Regions from separate parts of the Homo sapiens genome. Here region 2 is linked to region 1. A link is a loop called in an ENCODE intact Hi-C map of the cell type or tissue named here. Cell type or tissue: PC-9. All regions are shown on one strand. Links, peaks and the distances in the headings refer to the core of each region. The heading gives the core; the rest is flanking DNA.

Evidence for each region. Peaks named below come from ENCODE experiments on the same cell type or tissue, not always from the same donor. Only the 100,000 strongest peaks of a DNase experiment are listed, where the experiment ranks them.
Region 2: it touches region 1 in a loop (9-fold over the local background); 2 of 110 quality-filtered maps call a loop at or near these places.

What each region holds. Positions count from the first base shown.
Region 1 is chr4:38,184,528-38,193,123 of GRCh38, forward strand. No RefSeq gene overlaps it. Among named protein-coding and RNA genes, the nearest start is that of LINC02513, 180 kb to the right of the region's middle. RefSeq lists enhancers at 2,688-2,857, 5,030-5,199. In PC-9, for the core only: no CTCF peak of the experiment used is centred there; DNase peaks (open chromatin) are centred at 4,274 and 5,114; H3K27ac peaks cover 3,318 bases.
Region 2 is chr4:38,271,086-38,279,681 of GRCh38, forward strand. LOC124900694 (a long non-coding RNA gene) reads right to left here. Exons shown (of 2, transcript XR_007058100.1): 1 at 8,586-8,596; 2 at 5,092-5,549. Among named protein-coding and RNA genes, the nearest start is that of LINC02513, 92 kb to the right of the region's middle. RefSeq lists an enhancer at 7,921-8,090. In PC-9, for the core only: no CTCF peak of the experiment used is centred there; a DNase peak (open chromatin) is centred at 4,446; H3K27ac peaks cover 2,442 bases.

The DNA of each region.
Region 1 (8,596 bases), core at 1,499-6,498:
GTCAAATTTCCTCTCAACAGCAGAGATTCATGCAGCCAGTAGGGGAGCTAGGGCTCACCTTAAAATGGCACTAGGTGTTTGCAACTTTTTGAACAAAGGCATTTTTAGGGAACTAGTGGACAAGCGGTTGATTTGGCAGGAAGCCCGCCAGACAGCTAGAAAATGCAACTGGCCTGGGACCGATCAATCAATTTCAGGTTGCAGTATGTTTTTTCCCCTCCAAATCCATCCACTGAAAAGTCCTTGGAGTAGGAGCGGACTTGAAAAGAACTGCCAGGATGGAAAATACTAATTTTTTTTTTTTGGCATTTATTTTAAAAGGGACTTACCTAAAGCTCTCTAGATCCACTAAAGTATTACACAAGAAGATGGGTGAGTCTCAGGCTCTTCAATCAGAAAATTATTTCCATAGGTCAAAAGAGCCAAAGAATTTCTCAACTCTATTTACATTCTCAAAAAGAAAAATTTAGTCTGAGCATGGTGGCTCATGTTTGTAATCTCAGCAGTTTGGGAGGCCGAGGTGGGAGTGTCACTTGAGGCCAGGAATTCAAGACCTGCCTGGACAACATAGTGAGACCTGTCTCCACAAAAAATAAAAATAAAAAAATTAGGCAGTTTTGGTGGTGTGTCCTGTGGTCCCAGCTATTTGGGAGGCTGAGGCAGGAGGAACACTTGAGCCCGAGTGGTCAAAGTTACAGTGAGCTATGATCACACTACTGCACTCCAGCCTCGGCGACAGCAATACCCCATCTCAAAAATATAAAAATGAAAATAAAAGAGAAAGAAAGAAAAAAGAAAAATTTATTTCTAGGTTCAAACCCCATTTCCTTTTACCGACCTTAACTAAATTTCTATTTGTCATCTTTTTAACTGGTTTGTGTGACCCTTTTTAACTGGCTTGTGTGCCATGAATGTCTGATTAAGATGTTTGTTTCCGCCTCTTATACAGTAATCAGGCAAGGAAGCACAATCTCTGGGTCCAAGAGGGGGTTAGGGAGGAGGATTCAGTTAAACAATCATGAAAACAGGGCCCTGTGGTAAGATGGGAGGGGCAGAGTCCTCCCCCTCAAGGGACTTAGTGTCCAGTGGGAGACACACAGGCCACTGTTGTCCGGTACCCATGGGGCATCTCTGGGTTCCTCCAGCAGGGAGCCTGATTAGGATCCATGAGAAGCTTCTCTTTGCACCCAGAATCTCTCCTGTTCAATCCAGCTCCCTGTGGGCTCTTAATTGTAAGGCTTTACTATTCGCCAGGGAGACCTCAGGTTTTTCATTGATTAAAGAGAAAGACTCCTTTGACACTACAAAGAGGAACATTTAAATTGCCAGGTGATTTAATGCAATTATCTCTCCTTGGCCTGACAGGTTGAAATGAGCAAAGGAGTGAAAGGATTCAAGGAACTTAACATAAATCGAACCAGTTATTTTCTCACTAGCAATCAGCAGATTGAGGATGTTCACTGGGGAGACGGATGATGCTTCCTGCAGCAGTGTTAAGTGCATTAAAAAAGAGCAACTCAAGAAAATAATTTCCAATGCTTTCCAATTCTTTTGCCACCTGGAAACTTTCTGTTCATTTATTTTTAAAACTCATTTTTAATCTTTGTGTATTGAACTTCCATTGGGCGCCTTTGAGGGGCCTCACTGCATTAGTTTGCTAGCGCTGATGAAACGAAGTACAGCAAACTGGGTGACTTAACAACAGAAATGTACTGTCTCCATTCTGGAGGCCAGGAGGTCAGAGACCAAGGTAGCAGAGGGGTTGGTTCCTTCTGAGAGTGGTGAAGGAAGGACCTGTTCGGGGCCTTTTTCCTAGCTTCCGATGATTTGCTGCCATCTTTGGCAGTCCTTGGCTTGTAGACACATCACCCTGATCTCTGCCTTCATGTTCACCTGGCATTCTCCCTGTGTGCATGTCTGCATGTGCATATTTCTTCCTTTTTATAAGAACACCACCATTCGTATTGGATTAGAAGCCACCCTACTCCAGTATGATCCCATCTTGAAACGAATTACAGACAGTCCCCCACCTAATGACGGTTCCACTTACAATATTTCTGCTTTATGATTGTATGGAAGTGACATGCATTCGGTTCAGTATTCAATAAATCACGTGAGATATTCAACACATTATTATAAAATAGGTTTTGTGTTAGGTGATTTTGCTCCAGTGTAGACTAATGTAAGTGTTCTGAGAATGTTTAAGGTAGACTAAACTATGGCATCCAGTAGATTAGGTATATTAAATGCATTTTTGACTTAACAGCATTTTCAACCTATGATGGGATTATCAGGTCATAACCTCATTGTAAGTTGAGGAGCATCTGTACATCTGCAATGACCCTATTTCCAAATAAGGTCACCGTCTGAGCTACTGGGGGTTAGGACTTCAACATATGAATGTTAGGGGGATACAGTCCCACCTGTAACACTCCCTGTAGCCCTTCTCTGTCGCTGGCTGAAACCAGCTGGTTGACATGTGGACATCCACCTTCTCGCTTCTGGCATAGGGACTCACAACCCTGGGTACAAAATGGAAATCACCTGGAAGATTTTGAAAGAAATACCCAAGATGCCCAGTGGGATTTTCCCTAGCATGTGCAGGGTCCTCGGTACACATTGTTTGCTGGGGCACTTATCTATAAAAATAAGCTGACTAGAAAATGCATGACAAAATTTATGGGCCCATATGAGGTACAGTGATGCATTGAAGAAAAATTAGAATGGGTAGAAGAGAGTTACTTATGATTTATGTATTGTCCAGTTAGTGCACATAGAGATTCTTCGCGGGGTTTAGACAGAATCTCTTCCTGTTCTTTATCATCAAATGTACCATTCCTGATTAATTTCATATCTCCTACTGTAAGAGAAAGATAGCAACACTGTTATTACAATGCCAGGGCTCTTCAGAACAGTTTGTATTGAAAGAATAGATTTTGTTTCTGCTTTGCCTCAATACTGTTAATTTGAGGGTTGTTTCATTGTTAAGGGTCAACTGTCTCATCTGGTGTGTTCGATGTGATTATCAGCTCTCAATGGTCTGTTAAAGGTGCTTTCCCCTTGGTGAACAGAAAATGCAAGTCTTTCCCAGTATGCAAGAAAGTGTGAAGGATAATTCTTTTTTGGTGATGTGAAACTTACTCTTTAAAGTTTTCTAGCACAAACGTAGGATACTGTTATGGTTTGGCTGTGTCCCCACCCAAATCTCATCTTGAATTGTAGCTCCCGTAATTCCCATGTGTTGTGGGAGGGACCCTGTGGGAGATAATTGAATCATGGGGGCGGGTCTTTCCCATGCTATTCTCATGATAGTGAATAAGTTTCATGAGATCTGATGGTTTTATAAAGGGGAGTTTTCCTGCACAAGCTCTCTTTGCCTGCCGCCATCCATATAAGACTTGACTTGCTCCTCCTTGCCTTCCACCATGATTGTGAGGCCTCTCCAACCACGTGGAACTGCAAGTCCATTAAATCTCTTTCCTTTATAAACTACCCAGTCTCGGGTATGTCTTTATTAGCAGCATGAGAACAGACTAATACAGATACCTTCCAACCATGTTCTGAATCCACCAGGCAGTAATTACTACCTTCCTGAAATGTGGTATATTTCCATAGGGACTGCATTCCTGCCTGCCAGGCAGTGCCACCAGCCTGTAGGGTAGTGGCTTGTGGAAAGAGTGAGAAGAGCAGGCCTCTTCCTGCAACTGTCTACCCTCATCAGGCACGGCCTGAGACCGACAGCGACTGCGGGACATCACTGCATCTGTGGGAGATGAGAGGACAATGACCCGCAGGGTCTGTTTGCCTTTAGGAGCAATGGACTGGACAGCCACCCTGGGAAGACTGTGGAGCCTGCAGCAGGTGTGGGTGGCTGGCCTGGGTGGCCGCAATCAGGCGTGCACAGCTAATGTCGCAGCCCCTACTGCTCAGTGTGGAGGACCTTAGGAGGATCCCAGCATGGAGGGCGAGAGCCATGCACAACCCACACATGTGACTCAAGTGGGGTCTGCGGTGGATGGTCTGTAGCCAGGGCCCTGAACATGCCCTATACGCCATGTGAGTGAATTGCCCCAAATCAGCACCACTGGTGGCCTCACCTCTCATGCAAGAAACATTGCTCTGGGCAGTGGGAGTGGCCCAGGCCACCCTCCTAGTCGTGACGATTGCAAAGGCACGAGTCACCAAGCTCTGTGGGTACCTGCATCCTGATCCTTGCTCAGGGTGCCCCCGGGGACGATTCTGACAGTTCCTGCAGGTGTAGGCACGGATGTGCAACCTGGAAAATTTCAAGGAAGGTGCCCCAGGGCACAGGCCAGGATAGGCTGGCTCCCTTCCCGGGTCTAAGGGCCATTCTGCTGCCCAGCCGCAAACCCGGAAGATTCTGATCTATGGGGCTGGGGCGTGGCTCCCCCACCATAGGTATAAAAACCTCCTCAGGTGACTCTCCCGTGCAGCCAGGTTGAGAACCACAGTGACCTCGCTCACTGACTCACAAATTTGTTGGCACATTGGAATCACCAGGGAGGTTTAATACATTCTAAGCCTGGATGCCACTCCCTGAGTTTTGACTTAATTGGTCTGGGGTGTAACCTAGCATTGGGATTGGAGAATCAATGACCTCTCATTTGAGGTGGTTTTTTAAAACCTCCAGTGGTGCCCTACATCTGATTGGCTATCAGTTGCACACTTAGCTTGGAAGGCCCCTGGATGCTGGTTTTGTGGGAGAGATTCCCCTTGCCCACTCTTTCATTGCCTGATTGGCTTCCCTGACCCCACAGGTGGCATCTTCCTCAAGTCAACCAGCGTGGTAGTCAGAGAGGGCTAACAGGAATGGGGAAAAACTTTCAACCTCCAGAGGAGTGGAAATACTGGGACTGTGGTCACACCTGGTCAACAGTCCTAAATATGAGTGTGAAAAGTCACTTGAACATTCAGAGACAAAGCTCTGGTCTCTGGTCACCACCCCTCTTTTTTTTTGAGCCAGAGTCTTGCTCTGACACCCAGGCTGGAGTGCAGTGGCAAGATACTGCTCACTGCAGCCTCGACCTCCTGGGCTCAAGCAATCCTCCTACCTCAGCCTTCTGAGTCACTGGAACTACAGGCGTGAGTCACTGAGCCTGGCTCTCCAACCCCTTTTAGAGGCTTTTTAGTTCTCAGGCTGCAGTGTAAACTGACTTTCTCTGACCCCAGGGATGAGTCAGGCAAATGTGAAGCCAAGGGGTCAACATGGAGCTGCTTCTTCCGTGGAGTATCAATTTTATTTGACAATGTACATTTGGAAAGTCAAGTAAACTTACTGACTAGAAATGCACAACCTTATTTTAATATCATAATACATGAGAATATTGTAAACCATGATGCATAACTTGCATAATTAAAAATGAAAATCAATTATTTTTATTTTTACTTTTAGATACAGGTTCTTGTTCCATCACCCAGGCTGAAGTGCAGTGGTGGAATCCATAGCTCACTGCAGCTGCAAACTCGTGGCCTCAAGCAATCCTCTTGCCTTGGGCTCCCAAAGTGCTGGGATTATAATCATGAGCCAACACACCTGGCCAGTCTAAGACATTTTATGCTTGCACTGGATGTTTCAGAACAGGCATCCCCATTCCCCATTTATCTTGTATTAAGAGTTGTTTGTTAAAAAAGCTTGAGACCCACTGGAACTAGTAGGTTCAACCTATTTCTCTGTGATCTAAATGAATTCGCATAGGATTTTTCTCTGCTGGGGATGTTCTTCCCTCACTTGGTTACCTGATGAACTCCCATTTGCCCCTCAAAGCCCGCCTTAGATTTCTAGCATACCTTTCTTCTCCTGTCAGTGAGAGGTTATCACCACCTACTCTGTACTGTGCTTAGTACATATCTGCGTTTATGCTTATTCCGCATTGGTGTAATTTATTTGTTTATGTGTCTATTTCATCTATAAGACTAGATACTCTTTGAGGGCAGGAATTACATTTCATACATTGTTCTTCCTCATCTTAGCACCAGGCCTGGCATAGAGCAGATCTCAACAAGAGTTAGTTGATTAAAAGCCATGTTTTTCTTTACTTCTTAAAGAATAACTGAAAAATCCCAAACGCTCCAAATTGCTGCTAGTTGAAATTCAAAAGGAGATCGTTTTGGTGCTTTTTTCTGAGTCAGCTGTGTGACTCTGAGTATGCCCAGAAAACACAGGAGTTGCCCTGGCAGGGGGGTTGGTTATAGAGGGGTTGTCACTAGATCCTGGCCCCTTGGGGAAAGGGAGAGAGGAGGACATTGAAGAAGGGACAGTCCAGCAGCTGGCCCAGCTGTGGGGCCTGTGGTCTCCCCTCCTCTGCCCCCTCCCGTGCTCTTTGGATAGCCTTGTACTTACAGCCACTTGGACAAGCCTTAGCATTGTTTGCCTCTAGTGTAGGGTCAGAGGCCTTGTAGGAATGGCATGATTCTGCTTCCTTAAATAGTGACTTGGGAATGAAATGAGTAACCATGTCTTTAATTAGCCATACCCCAGAGGCCCGTAGGGGGTTGGTAAATGGTGGGCTTCCAGCCAAGATCAGCACTATGTGGCTGGTATTCGGTCCAGGGAGGCTTAGGGGGATGTTTTATTGGCCTCTCTCCCTCCAGTTGTCCTGTCAGCCCCTGATCCATGCTGTCGCCCTTTCAGCACGATGGGCTTCTCAAGACTGACAGAGGAAAGAAGGGAGGAGAGAGGCTAACCCAGTCTGCACATCTGTTAGGTTGGTGCAAACGTTAATTGTGGTTTTTGCCATTACTCGATTTTGCATTTACTTTTACATCAACCTTATATAATATCATGGGCCAGCCTCTGTGCCCAACACTGAGAAGGGCAAAATCAAAGGACTTTAGAGAAGGACTAAAATGTAACCCAACAAAAACATATAGTCCCAGAGCAGTCAAAGAAAGAGGGAGTGAAAGATATTTCAGAAAAACTTAAGTTCTTTGCTCTTTCTCCTTCTCCTTCTTCTTCTTCTTTTTTTGACAGAGTATTGCTCTGTCACCAGGCTGCTGGAGTGCAGTGGCGCAATCTCGGCTCACTGCAACCTCCGCCTCCTGGGTTCACGCCATTCTCCTGCCTCAGCCTCCCGAGCAGCTGGGACTACAGGTGCGCACCACTATGCCCCGCTTATTTTTTTGTGTATTTTAGTAGAGACAGGGTTTCACCATGTTGGCCAGAATGGTCTCGATCTCCTGACCTCATGATCCGCCCACCTTGGGCTCCTGAAGTGCTGGGATTACAGGCGTGAGCCACTGTGCCCAACCTTGTATTTTCAAACTCTGTAAATGGAATCTACACAGGCTACCCTTAATTCAGCCTCCTTCCATTTTCTATCCACTTCCTCACACCCTGAGTCTGCCCTGGCACTCTTTCCTCAAAACGCTGCAGAAAACTGCCCTGGCCTGTGCACTTTTCCCTTTACCCTTGTAGAGAGAAAAGAAATCTTTCTAGCCCGAGTCCACATGCCTTTCATCTCTACTAAATATCCTCCTTTCCTTCTGCCTCTTCATTTTTCTCTCCCTAACTTTTGATGCTATATTACAGAAAAGAATAATTCTGCAAGGGAAATCTTTATCCCCAGGGAGAGTGGCAAAAACCAATGGGAAAAGGCCTCTTTCGATGGTGAGGAGAGAGGAGACAGGCTAGGGATACTCACAAGTTAAGAACGTTGGTCCTGTCTCTTAGACTCACACAGTACTGAAGTGTGGATGTCCTCGAGCAAAAGCACAGAGGAGATCTGCGGAGTCTACCCAAGATGCTGAGGATTGCTTCCCAGAGACGAAATGCCTGAGTGGAGATTTGAAAGAAGGCTAGGAGTTCACCAAGAGACCCAGGAGAAAGGGATATCCATTTAGAGAGAATGACATGGGTAAAGTCATTTGGATAAGACAAGAGTCAGGTCCCTCATCCACTTTGTAGCTCCTGACCTCCAGACTTTCCAGAACTGTGACTGCATATGAGATTCAGGATACCTTCCTTTCAGCTGTTGATATTGAACTCCTAGGGTCCAAATGGGAACTTGATGGAGGAGATGCTAACGGGTCCATAGGGCAGGCAGGAGAGATGCTCCTGTCTTTTCCTGGGAAGGGAATGCAAATACAGCCACTATCCTGTGCCTGGGATATAAGTCTATTCCCTCCTGAGAAAGGAGAAAACACTTTGGGCAGGTCCGGGCAGGGCAGGGCAGGGCAGGGTAAGACTGGCTTTGCCCAGACCAACTTTGGTGCTCTCAGAAAGCAGGTAGAAAGCCTGACTATAAACAAGCTCTCTCAGCTTCCTCTTTATTGGATCCACCAGTCCTCAAGAGGTTTATTCTTAAGTTACTGTTCAGTCTGGGCTCAACCTGTCCTTATTTCTTCACTCCCACTACCTCTAACTTCGAACACTTACTTGTGCATCTGAGATTTTAAATAATATGGTATTCTGGAATGTTTGAAGCTCCGGTGTATAGGAATGGTGTTGCATGTGTTAACAGAGCGGCAGGAATTCTACAAAGCTCTCTCTGGAGCTTTGTGTGTGTTTTTCCCATACCAGCAGCATCAGAATTACCTGGGAGCTTGTTAGAAATGCATGTTTTGGGGGCCCCATCTC
Region 2 (8,596 bases), core at 2,456-7,455, 88 kb after region 1:
ATGATGACTAATAAACAATTTGAGATGTTTTGCAGCTCTTTCTCTCTTTTTTTTTTTTCTGGTCATAGTTTATATCTTGCTTGGGTGTCTAGTAACCTGCTGATAAAGTTTGTATATTTCTCCCTGCCCAAATATCATACTGAATTGCAATCCCCATTATTGGAGGTGGGGTCTGGTGGGAGGTGACTGGATCGTGGGGGTGGGTTTCTCATGAATGGTGTAGCACCTTCTTCTTGGTGCTGTCCTCACAATAGTGAGTGAGCTCTTGTGAGATCTGTTGTTGAAAAGCGTGTGGCGCCTCCCACTCTCTCTCTTGCTTCTGCTTTCCCACGTGATGTGCCTGCCCCTGCTTTGCCTTCTGCCATGAGTAAAAGTTCCCTGATGCCGCCGGGCGCGGTGGCTTACGCCTGTAATCCCAGCACTTTGGGAGGCCGAGGCGGGTGGATCACGAGGTCAGGAGATCGAGACCATCCTGGCTAACACGGTGAAACCCCGTCTCTACTACAAAATACAAAAAAAATTAGCCGGGCGCGGTGGTGGGCTCCTATAGTCCCAGCTACTTGGGAGGCTGAGGCAGGAAAATGGCGGGAACCCAGGAGGTGGAGCTTGCAGTGAGCCGACATGGCGCCACTGCACTCCAGCCTGGGCTACAGAGAGAGACTCAGTCTCAAAAAAAAAAATTCCCTGCTGCCTCCCCAGAAGCCGAGCAGATGCCAGTGCCATGACTGTACAGTTTGCAGAATCATGAGCAGATTAAACCTCTTTTTTTTTAAAATAAATTATCCAGTCTCAGGTATTTCTTTATAGTAATGCAAGAACAGCCTAGCACATGTACTGTATTTTAAAGTCATTTGAAATAGCTCTTGGCCAGGCTCAGTGGCTCATACCTGTAATCCCAGCACTTTGGGAGGCTGAGGCGGGTGCATCACTTGAGGTCAGGAGTTCTAGACTAGCCTGGCCAACATGGTGAAACCCCGTTTCTACAAAAAATACAAAAATTAGCCAGGTGTGGTGGCACATGCCTGTGGTTCTAGCTACTCTGGAGGCTGAGGCAGGAGAATCGCTTGAACACAGGAGGCAGAGGTTGCAGTGAGTCGAGATCGCACCACTGCACTTCAGCCTGGGCAGCAAAGTGAGATTCATCTCAAAAAAAAAAAAAAAAGAAATAGCTCCTATGTGGTTATGCCACCAATTCCATACAGTGTCAAATTCTTCTATTTCATTTTGGTTTTTATCTTTAGGAATTTAAAACATTTTAATTTCAAAATTGCATAAAATATTTACATAGTCCCTAACTCAAATCTATAAACCACGGTGCATTTAGAAAAGTCTAGCTTCCATTTCTGTATTTTTTTTACCCTATTCTTTCCCCTTCCATTTAAAAATAGTTTTGTTCTTCCCTTCCATTTTAAAACATAAGCAAATATATATTTGCTATATTCCCCTTTTCCAGATAAGTTATGCAAACTTTTTTTAAAAATAGACTTTATTTTTTAGAGCAGTTTTAGGTTTACGAGAGAGTTCCCATATGCCCTCTACCCCCACACATGCATATCTCTTAGGATGAACATCCCCTACCAGAGTGGACCATTTGCTACAATGGATGAACCAACATTGACACATCATTATCATCCAAAATCTATAGTTTACGTTAGGGTTCACTCTTGGTGTTGTACATTCTATGGGTCTGGACAAAGGTAAAATTACATGTATCTACCACTATAGTATCGTACAGAATAGTTTCACTGCCCTAAAAATCCTCTGTGTTCCAGCTATTCATTCTTCTCTCTCTCTAACTCAGCTATGCAAACTTTATAAACCTTTTTTTTAAAACCCAGCAACCTGGAGATCACTGCAGGCTATTGAGACCTCCCCCATTTCTTTTTATACTTAGAGTCCTCTGCAGTGTATGCAATGTGTGGCAGTATAAATTACTCCATTTCTGTGCATTTAACTGGCTACATTACACAATTGCATTATACGGATACAAGATTTATTTTGCCAATCCCTTATTATAAGTTATTTAGGTTTTTACAGAAATTGTATTTGCTCATAATCAACACTGAGATGAGTTTTAAATATATACACATTCTGCTTGAACTTCTGACTATATCACTAGAATGGGTTTCTATCTAAAAAGTTACTGAGTACATCACACAGCTTTTGCAAAACAAACTAGGCCAAAACTTACTGACTTAAAATAACCACAATTGTTTACCTCACAGTTCTGGGGTCAGTAATTTAGGTTGGCTTCATCTAGATGGTTCTTACAATCTAGACAGGGCTGAACCATGCATTTGTAGTTAGGGGCTAGATGGGGCAGGGGCTAGCTTGTTTAAGCTGGAGGCAGCTAGGACAGCTTGTCTCTGCTTCATGTGGTCTCATCCTTCAGCAGGCTGGCACTGGCTTGTCACATTAGAGTTGGACAGGGTTCCAAGAGAGCAAGCAGAAGTGTGCAAGGCTTAAAATTGGCACATCCTCATTTCTGGTGCATTCTATTGTCTAAGTCAGTCACAAGGCCAGCCCAGATTCAAGGAGTGGGGAACTAGACTCCATCCTTTGATAAGAGGAGCTATATAAATGACATCCTAACACAGGGAGGGGCAGAGATGCAGGGCCAGTTTGAAAGCAATCTACAACTTCAAGTCAAAGAATATGAACTTTTATAAGCTCCTAGTATGTACTGGAAGGTTTCCAGTCTTTTATTTTTTATTTATTTATTTATTTTTGAGATAGGGGCCTCAGTCTGTCACCCAGGCTGGAGTGCAGTTGTGCTATCTTGGCTTACCACAGCCTTGACCTCCTGCGCTCAGGTTATCCTCCTACCTCTGCTTCCTGAGTAGCTGGGACTACAGGTGCACATGCCATCATGCCTGGCTAATTTTTTTATTTTTCAAGAAGACAAGGCCTCACTACATTGCCCAGGTTGATCTTGAACTCCTTAGGCCCAAGCAATTCTCCCGTCTCGGGCTTCCAAAGTGTTGGGATTACAGGCGTGAGCCACTGCACCAGGCCTTCATTCTTTTATCCTCTTTTTCCCATATGACAGAATTTCACTCAGTGTAAATAGGCTGCCCTCCATTTCCATCTGGGCATAAATCCCTAGGGGCAATCATGAGTATTAATAAAATTATAGGAAGTATGCACTTGGAGCCTCACTTGCCTGAAGTGCCTATGAGGTGAATCCATGCAATGCATAGCTCAACAAATTCAACCTCAACAAATTCAACCTGGTTGCCTAACGTGGGTATAAGGATTCCATTTTGCTCATGGCCCAGTCTGGTAGACCATATTTCTGGGAAGGCAGTATCAGTATCTGGATTTGATTTGAATCAAATTACAATTACTCTGGAGCTACTCCAGGTTATACCCCAATATTCATACCGTCTCCACCTTCTCTTCTAGCTCCTCATGGAGTGATCCGGATCAGAGTAGAAGGACTCTCCAGCTGGCAGAGCAGAGGCAGCAGTGCCCTGGGAGACAGGGGAGTGGATTCTACCCCGTCTCTGCTACTTTCTAGCTGATATGGTTTGGCTCTGTGTCCCCACCTAAATCTCACGTTGAATTGTAATCCCCAATGTTGAGAGAAGGACCTGGTGGAAGGTGATTGAATCATGGGGGTGAACATTCTCCTTGCTGTTCTTGTGACAGAGTTCTCATGAGATCTGGTTGTTTGAAAGTGTGTAGCACTTCCCTGCTTTGCTGTCTCTCTCTCTCTCTCTCTCCTTCCTTACTGTGTGAAGATTGTACCTACTTCCCCTTTGCCTTCCACCATGATTGTAAGTTTCCTGAGGTCTCCCCAGCCATGCCTCCTGTCTAGCCCGCAGAACTGTGAGTCAACTAAATCTCTTTTCTCCATAAATTACTCAGTCTCAGGTATATCTTTATAACAGTGTGAGAACAGATTGATAGACTAGCTTTGTGTCATTAGAGAATCGTCATCTTTCTGAGCCTCAGTTTCCTCATCTGTAAAATTGAAAGAATAATCCCTACCTCATGGAGTCGAGATGAGGATTTGATGTAATATGGTGTAATATAATACAGTAAAAGAACCCCTTCCCTTTACTCCCAGCTTTAATATTTGAGGACAACTCCTAGCTGGCAAGAGGCGTGGGAGAAGTAGAGTAAATCTTCCGTTAGGCCTCAAGTGTCTCAGACCTCTCAAGACACAAGGACCAGGGCTTCCCTTTGTCTAAGCATCTGGCTGGTGGCAATGAACATTTTATAGATGTAAGTAGTTGCTTTAAGGAATTTCAGCAATGACATAGTTCAGGTCAAAGATTTAAAGAACACGGTGCGCAGACCTGGGCTGAAGCTGTGGCTGGCCACGCTACTTCCTTAATGTAGATGAGCGTTTGTGCAAGACCTCATCCATGGAGGCTGCTGCCTCTTCACAAACCCCACCTTCACCACTGCAGGCTCATGCAGGTGTCAAGTGGCACCAGGAGAGCAAATTTGTTTGGTTAAATGTCTGACTCATCATTCATAGCTTGACAGGTTTCTGAGCTTGCTTCAGACTTGACTTGAAAGAAAAAGGTGGGAGCTGGCAGAGAGGAAATAGGATCCTTTTATTACAGAACACTTTCCTGAGGGGTTGTTTTCTTGAATGTTAATCCAGACCCAGGTTGTTATTCTAAAGGTGCACTGGAGCCAAACTTCAGGATGGAGCTCAGCTGTTAACCCATTAGTGACTCACCCAATCATGGAGACCCAGGGATTTGTGTGAGGGCTGAGATGCTGCAAGACCTGCTGATTGGGAGCCAAGGATTCTGACTTTTCTCTGCAGACTGAAGGTTCCCTTTCGTCATTTGCCCTTCAGACCTGGAATCCTTGCTTATCAGTGGGAAGTGGCTGTCTGCTGGATCCCATTTGATATCCCTGAGCCTGGGAACTATCTGGTAATGAGTTTCATCTGGAACTAAGTCTGGACCAATATGGATTGTCATTTGCATGGGGTGTATGGTGGCTACCCTGAATGCCAAGTGAAATAAATGTGAAAGCAAAAACACAGGCCCCACCAGTGAGGGTCAGGGGATGTTACTCAGCAAGGTTAGCAAACTACAACACACAGGTCAAATCCAGCCTGCTGTCTGTTTTTTATAAATAAAATTTTATTGGAACGCAGTCACGCTCGTCTTTTTAAATGTATTGCCTATGGCTGCTTTTGTGCTAAAGTAGTAGAGTGCAGTGGCTGTGACAGAGACTGCATGACTGGCAAAGCCAAAAATGTTTACTACCTGGCCCTGGGTTAGGAAAATGCTCACCAACCCCTGGGTTAGATGCACCCTTCCAGAAACACAACCCCTTTCCTACTGACCAGCCCTGTGGACATGCTTTCTCTAGCCAGTGTCCATCTTGAATGCAGGTAACGGCCTGGCCTCAGAGCTGAGGGCACCTGGTGCTGGGCCCATGGCCCTTCAGAGGCTAGCAAACCAGTGCTTCCACAGAAGGCTCAGGAAGATGGGGTGGAGGGTGTGGTGGGCAGCTCCTCTCTGCTGGGCAGCTCCTCTCTGCTGTTGACCCTCACTGGATTCATCATCTAGGGTGTTCTAGTAAGTAATGAAGAAACAAAGAAATTCCTTTGATCAGGGCTATATAAATTTCCTAGGGCTGGTGTAACAAAGTACCACAAACAGACTGACCTACACAAAAGGAACTTATCATCTCAGCTGGGCGCTGTGGCTCACACCTGTAATCCCAGCACTTTGGGAGGCCGAGGCAGGCAGATCACCTGAGGTCAGGAATTTGAGACCAGCCTGGCCAACATGGTAAAACCCCGTCTCTACTAAAAATACAAAAATTAGCCGGGCGTGGTGGTGCATGCCTGTAATTCCCAGCTACTCAGGAGGCTGAGGCCGGAGAATCGCTTGAACCTGGGAGGCGGAGGTTGCAGTGAGCCAAGATTGCGCCATTGCACTCCAGCCCGGGTGACAGAGCGAGACTCTGTCTCAAAAAAGAAAAAAAAAAAAAAGAAATTTATTATCTCACAGTTCTGGAGGCCAAAATCCAAAAATCAAGATGTGGGCCGGCCATACTCCCTCTGATAGTGCTAGGAAAGGATCTGCTCCAGGCCCTTCTCCTGGCTCTGGTAGTTCCTTCGTTTACAGATGATGTTGTCTTTGTTTGTTTCCATTGTCTTCCCTCTGTTTGTCTCTGCATCCAAATTTTCCCCTTTATTAAGGACTCAGTCACGTTGGATTAGAGCCTACCCCAAACACTTTATTTTAACTAATTACACTTGCAACGATCCTGTTGCAACCTCACATTCTGAGGTACCAGGGGTTAGAAGTTCAACATACGAACTTTAGAGGTGGTGGGGGGGCGGTACAATTCAACCTAGAGCAGGAGCTCTGTGTCACTGCAAGGCCTATGTCATACAATAACACGAAAATCTTATGACTGCGATAAAGAGAAAAAAAATCTGTAACATATGGCTCAATAATTGGTGATTAAACTTCTATTCTGTACAAGCTACGATGCTCCATTCTGAATCATTTAAACTTTATGAGAACCCTTTGCAAATGAGAAAATGAGTCCCAAGGTGTTTAATTTCTCAAACAGTAGAGCAGATTTCAAACCCTGGTCTGCCTGGTTTTGAAACCCTCTCCCTGTTCACTAGGCCAGTAGTTCTCAAACTATTATCCTGGAACCAGTGATACCAGGATCACCTGGCAACTTGTTAGTAATGCAAAGCTTCAGGCCCCACCTCACACATACTGAACCAAAAACTCTGCTACAGTAGCAGAAGGGGACTGTGGCCAAAGTTCTGGAATCCATGAATTGGGCCAGGCCTGAGAGCAGGCAGGTTGACATTTATTAGCTACGTAAGTGCCAGGCACATGGCTGATTGGCTTCATTTAGGCTGTTTTATATGATTGTGGTAGGCAGAAAATGGCATCCCCAAAAGGTCCAAATCCTAATCCCCAGAACCGTGAAGGTGTTCCCTTACATGGTAAAAGCGTCTTTGCAGATGTGATGAAATTAAAGATCTTGAGATGGGCAGATTATCTTGGGTTCTCTAAGGGGGGCCAACAAAATCTCAAGGTCTTTATCAAGGAAAGAGGTAGGGAGGAAAGTCAGTTAGAGAATGTGTGAGGATGCTTACACTGGTGGCCTTGAAGATGGAAGTAGGGGCCACGAGCCCAGGAATGGAGACAGCCTCTAGAAGTTGGGAAAGGCAAGGAAATGAATTCTCCCCTAGAGCCTACAGAGAGAGAGAGCTGCCAACACCTTGATTTTATCCCAGTGAAATCCATTTTGGACTTCTGACCTCTGAAACTGTAAGATAATAAATGTGTTATTTTAATCTACTATGTGTGGTAATGTATTCATTTGTTACAGCAGCAACAGGAAACAGATACACTGTATCTGATTGGTTAATGTGTTTCGATCCAGGCAAATATCCAACTTCAAGCTACAAAAGCCAATGCCCGCAGCAGCCTTGTTCCTGGCAACCAGACCTCTCCACTGCTGAATCAGAAAGCTATTAATAGTCCAAAGACCCACCATCCACGGAGGCCAACTTGGCCTTCTCCAACAAGGAAGCTAACAGGTAATAGCGGTTTCAATGACATGGAGTCTAAACCAGTGGGTCTCGGGCTGTGATGTGCATACAAATCACCTGCAAAGCTGATTAGAATGTAGGTTCCGAGGCTGGGCACGGTGGCTCACACCTGTAATCCCAGCACTTTGGGAGGCCGAGGCGGGCAGATCACGAGGTCAGGAGATTGAGACCATCCTGGCTAACATGGTGAAACCCCGTCTCTACTAAAAATACAAAAAAATTAGCCAGGTGTGGTGGCAGGCGCCTGTAGTCCCAGCTATTTGGGAGGCTGAGGCAGGAGAATGGCGTGAACCCGGGAGGCGGAGCTTGCAGTGAGCAGAGATCGCGCCACTGCACTCCAGCCTGGGCGACAGAGCGAGACTCTGTCTCAAAAAAAAAAAAAAAAAAAAAAAAGAATGTAGGTTCCGCTTCAGAAGGCCTGGCATTCTTCATTTCTAACAAGCTCCCACCGGGTGATGTTATTGGCTGTCAGGGGCACGTGCATAGCAAGCCATGGATGCCTACTCATCAGAGACCACCACCTCCTCAGAGTCCCTCTGCATTTACGGGTCTAGGTGAGGGCTTTCAAAATCGGATGGGTCGTCAGCCTCACCTGGGCGCCTGTCAACAAAGGGTGGACTCCACCCCGGGCCTGCAGAACCAGGAATCTACAAGTCTATTGGGCGCCTCCATTCTGAGGCCAGTGGTTTATGCACAGGTGTTTGAACACAACTGCTTGAAATCACAAAAGCAAACAACTCCTCAACAGATTACCTGCACCTCCATTCTGAGTTTGTACAGAATCAGTGCCATTATCTGAAATATGAAATACTTATCCCCTGATCACTCCTCTTTCCTCCTCATCTTAGGACCTCAAGCACTTCAAAGCCTGAGCGAACCCCCCAGAGAAGGTGGCTTGGCCACAGAGGGAGCCCCACAGAGACCCCTGCGAGGCTGAGCAGGGGGACACTGAGCTCCCACTGCAGGGTCAGGGCCAGCTAAACTCTATGGCTTCCTTGCTTTCTGGATCCCAAGCTCTCACCTCCAGCCAGA